2 separate regions of the Homo sapiens genome follow, and region 2 is linked to region 1. A link is an interaction called in ENCODE POLR2A ChIA-PET data of the cell type or tissue named here. Cell type or tissue: OCI-LY7. All regions are shown on one strand.

The links. ChIA-PET counts read pairs that join two places held together with the same protein. Peaks named below come from ENCODE experiments on the same cell type or tissue, not always from the same donor. Only the 100,000 strongest peaks of a DNase experiment are listed, where the experiment ranks them.
Region 2: POLR2A ChIA-PET joins it to region 1 with 6 read pairs; 2 of 35 experiments call an interaction of 5 or more read pairs at or near these places.

Annotation. Positions count from the first base shown.
Region 1 is chr3:122,405,618-122,408,117 of GRCh38, forward strand. It overlaps FAM162A (family with sequence similarity 162 member A), which reads left to right. Exons shown (of 5, transcript NM_014367.4): 4 at 1,664-1,772. Among named protein-coding and RNA genes, the nearest start is that of WDR5B, 9.2 kb to the right of the region's middle. RefSeq lists an enhancer at 843-892. In OCI-LY7, no CTCF peak of the experiment used is centred here; no DNase peak of the experiment used is centred here.
Region 2 is chr3:122,062,992-122,065,491 of GRCh38, forward strand. The region is part of intron 1 of CD86 (CD86 molecule); the gene reads left to right. Among named protein-coding and RNA genes, the nearest start is that of CD86, 8.9 kb to the left of the region's middle. In OCI-LY7, no CTCF peak of the experiment used is centred here; a DNase peak (open chromatin) is centred at 1,120; H3K4me3 peaks cover 341 bases; H3K27ac peaks cover 1,043 bases.

The DNA.
Region 1 (2,500 bases):
TTCCTCAGTCTGCCTAATAGTTGGTTCCAAGATCCCCTCAGGCCCAAAATACTACCTCACGAATCACTCTGGAAGGGTCTTTTCTGGGCCTGGGCAGCCATTTGTCCTTGTGCTGGTAGTTCTGAACAGGCACTGCTTAACTTGCCCATTCCTATTACTCCCTATGGAATGGATTACTTTTCATGAGGATCATGGCACTTCAAATCCCATAAAATACCGTCAACATGGGAAGTCAGTTTGTGGTTAGTGGAATCTCAGGTGCTCCTAACTGACCAATTTGACAGTCCTTAGCAGTTGTCTTGGGTTCCTGCCAGCCTGCAGGCCCAGCTTAAGTGCCTGGAGAACCCCGTCCACATGCTGCCTCACAGGTCCCAGCTCCTACATCACATTGTACATGGCTTCATCATCTTCCTCCTTCCACCTGCAACATCCCAGACTCTTTGCCTCCTTCCAAGCATTTTTAAAGTACTCCCCTCCCCAATTTTAAAAGTAATATATGTTAAATATCTCAGGGGAAAGAAAGCACTTCAATCCCATCATCTAGAGATAATCACTTCCTATTTACACATCTACTGAGAAGGCCATAAGTTAATCCTGGGCCCCATAAGGGCTCCACATCCCCTGCCTTGAGGTTCTGCCAGACACCGAGGTAACAGAATCGTGACCACCAGGTGTGGCAATGCATGCCTATAGCCCCGGCTGCTCAGGAGGCTGAGGCAGGAGGATCGCTTCAGTCTAAGATTTTGAGTCAGCAACATGGTGAGACCCCATCTCTTTAAATAAAGTAAATTAAAAATAGAACCATGACTCACTGCCTACTTGCAAAATCACCAAGGTAGATTGGCCTTTAGACTCTTCTATATTAAGCCTCTTAGGTTTCACACAAGAATGATGAACCAACCATCAACTTTTTTTTAAGGCACATGGGTCTGTATTCAGTAGATAGGTTAGAAGAGCTGCACTTTGGCACTTGCCAAAGACCACAATATCAAGTTCACTGTCACTCAATTTTAGCAAAACATTTGTTTAAAAAGATAAATATTGAGGAGCATTGCTTAAAGGATCTTCCTACTATTTTAGATATTCTCAAATCTATTCTGGGTTCAAGACAGAGAGCAAAAAGCTGGGTATATGGAGCACATTGGTTAACTTTCTCCAATGTTTGATCATTCTGAATTGTGCTTTGTGTTGAAACATATGAAGCTTATTGTAGTATCTGTTGTCGAGATGTTTTCAGACGATGACTACATCACATAATGTCTTCTTAAGAACCTCAGGGAGAAATGACTGTTTCACTTCTAGCATTTATAGGCTGCTTGGAAACCTGAGAGCCAAAATTGGGGTCCACCATAGCAAGTGTAGATTAATATGCCTTGCCCATTTTTTTTTTTTGGCTTTGTTCTTGACTTCTCTTTTTGTTTTCTTCTTTTGTACTTAATTGTGTGCTATCCTGTATTTTATACATAAATGAGTTACGAAAAATGCCTCATCCTCCCCAAAGTCCTATGAGATCTCTAGGCCCTTTTTAAAGAGATCTCTAGGTCTCCCTATTTATATTTATAGACACTACTACATTTTGAATTTATACACAGCCTTTTATCCTGAGCAACTTCAGAAAGGGAAAAGTTAATAACTTTCTCTCATGATCTCATTGTATTACTAGGTTGGAGATGCTTGATGCTGCAAAGAACAAGATGCGAGTGAAGATCAGCTATCTAATGATTGCCCTGACGGTGGTAGGATGCATCTTCATGGTTATTGAGGGCAAGAAGGTGAGAAGGGGTTTCTTCTCTATCCAGTATGTATGTTCTCCACCAAGAACCTAGAGTAAATCAGGGATTGACCCTTGTATTTACCCTCTGAGAAGAGGAGGCTACTTTCTACATTACATGAGAAAAGATAAGCAAAAAAATAAGACATATTGGGAACAAGCCTGGAATATCATCCTTGGGGATAGATAGCAAATCCTAACTTTGGCGTGGTGAAGAAGGACTAGATTCATTTTGTGTAATGTAAATTTAAAAAGTGTTTCTGATGACAGGTGTCATAATGTAAATTAAGAAATAGGACACTGGCATATTTAATCACCCACTGCATATTTCCAGAGTGCTCTTGGTACCCAAGTGTATTTACCCTCACCATAACTGCCTTCAGCATGGTGAGCTTTCTTAGCGGGGTTCTTTATTTGAAGCTCAGCCAGACAGGGCCATGTGTCTAAGGACCACAGCTCCTAAGCAGTACATAGGAATACAAGTCCAGAAATCTTTAGCACAGATTATAATTAATAGCTATCACTAATTGAACACTCACTGCATTCCAGGTACTTTTCTAGCTGGTATCTCATCTGAACCTCACAAAAACACTGTAAGATAAGTATTATTAGGACCTGATTTATAGATGAGGAAAACTATAGCTTAGAAAGCTTTAGTAACTTGCCCAAGGCCACATATCTCCTTAATGACGAGCCACAGTGTGAACCTAGACCCAATTCAGGTAATAG
Region 2 (2,500 bases), 340 kb before region 1:
GGCATGCCAAATGCAGTTGAATCAGGTGAAAGTCAAGCAACAAAGCTGCCTAAAATAAATTTTATGTAAGGTAGGGTGCCAAAATCATTAAAATAAAATTCTATTCTATAACTGTAATCACGTAAGTGCTTTCATGAAGTTGTCTATGAAAACTTTCTTTTTCGCTTTCTGGACTTCAAATATTTTAAGTTTGCTTTTCATTTACAAAGATTTTTTTGCTCATTAGTAATCATGAACTGTATTCAAACTTACACTTCTAATTCTAGAAGATATATAAACTACCATTTTTTAATTATAAAAATGTTTATATATCTTGCTTTAATAATTTCACCTCTAGGGATCTAGCTAGTTAAATAACAAGAGCTACGGAAACATATTTGTGCACCAAAATGTTTATTACATTATTTAATGTAATGAAAAATAAGAATCAACCTAAATAAGTAGAAGAATAGGTAAGTAAGTTAAAAATGAAGTTAATAATGACTCCTTAATGAGAGAAGACAACATAAGGCTACATACAGAATTGTAAAGAAAATAATCCACAGAATGTGTGTTTTATTTTGGTAAATGGTTCCTAAAACTAAGTAAGTACATAGAAAGATTTTTTTTTTTTTTTTTTTAAAGACAGAGTCTCACTCACGTTGTCACCTAGGCTGGAGTGCAGTAGTGCAATCTCAGTTCACTGCAGCCTTCACCTCCCGGGTTCAGGACACGCCACCACACCCAGCTAATTTTCTTGTATTTTTAGTAGAGACACAGTTTCATCATGGGGCTGGTCTCAAACTCCTGACCTCAAGTGATCTGCCCACCTTGGCCTTCTAAAGTGCTGTATTATAGGTGTGACCCACCGCACCTGGCCTAGGAAGAATTTTAGAAAGAAAGCTCCATATCAGGAATTGAGAAGCCGGTGTTTTAATTGAGAATATATTTGCACAGAAAAATCTTGGCATAAATATTGGTTTACAAAACAAACAAACAAAGTAATGTCCTTTAATCTTGGATCAGGAGCTGCCCAACAACTCCAAAAAGTCAGCTCATGCAAAACCATCCAAGGACAGATGAATCAGCCAAACAAGAGAGAAAGGGGAAGGGAAAGTGTCTTTTCACAGGCAGCTTTTGAGGCAGTGCATAAACCATGCCTCTGCACCATCCAGACCAGACAGTTGTGACACAGGGTTGACAAAGCAGGACAACGAAGGGTAGCTGCTCCTAAGGTGGGGATGATGCTGGAGCAAGGGGGAGCACCAAGAGGAAAAAAAAAAAGCATAAAAATAAGATAGCATAGTAAAAAATAAGATAGTCATAGTAGTTACCTCTTGATTGATGGGATTATGGAAATAGGGTTATTTCTTTGACTAAAATTGCCAGATCTTCAGTACAATTACATTGCTCTGCTGAGCAGGATGAAATCAAGTTGAAAAGTAATCTAGTAGTGAGGTACAGCCCGTATGCTGCAAATGGCCAACATAGATCCTCAGATGACAGAAGTGAGTGATGCAGGCCTGTGGTTTACGTACAGCTCCATGACGTATGAATGGCAGAAGCTGTGTATGTCCACAGGCGAGCCCCATTTCAAGAAGTGCTTCTGGTCACCACTCTGTTGTCCTGTGTATAAGGATGTGGTTCAGAACAGCCAAGTCTTATATTTCAAGAGGAGCCAGAAAGACAAACTTACCAGTGAAATCCTAATATTTATATAATAGCTCAATATCTGGAGGGGCTGGTTTGGTATAAATCACCAGTTTTACCTCTGACCTCTGTTAATGCATCAGAGGTTCAGGAGAGAGTGAGAAAATTGTAAATGGAATATTTTAGGACTATTATATTGGGGCCCAGGCTTTAGTGAGTCAGAGCGAGAAAGTAGGGGGCTGAAACTATTTGACTATTAATTTATTCAATAAAGTTTTATTTAATGTTGGAAAGATGAAGATGAATCAGATAGAAATCCTGTTTAGAAGCTTCTATGGGAAGAGATATCACCATAGCTAATATGTCTTAGCCTCTAAAAGGAATTATGGCAAACTATATTGTATCATATATGATCTCATTTAATCATCATAACTGCAGGAGGTAAGTAGTATTATCCCTGATTTTCCATAAGTGAAAACTGAGTCTCTCTTAGTTACATAGCTGACAACACAACCAGGATTCCAAATGCCAGTCTGATCCCAGAGCCAAGCTATGAACAACCATGCTATATATTATGGCAGATCAGGGAAGGAAGACATTACTTCTAGCAGCAAGAAACATTTGTGGATGAAAAGATTTGAGCTTGGAGAGAGCTGTGTTGAGCCATGTCCAAAACAATTTTTGGCAACCATACGATAAAGGTAAAAGCCAGAGATTGAAAAGTAAAAGCTGGTGGACTAAAAATGGTCCATAGACAGAGAGTCATCAAAACAACAAAACAAAACAAAAACCTTAATCATAATTAATTGCCAATATTTCAAAAGTCTGGAGAATTCACATAAGTTTAGATTTCCAGCTCTTCTGGAGAATT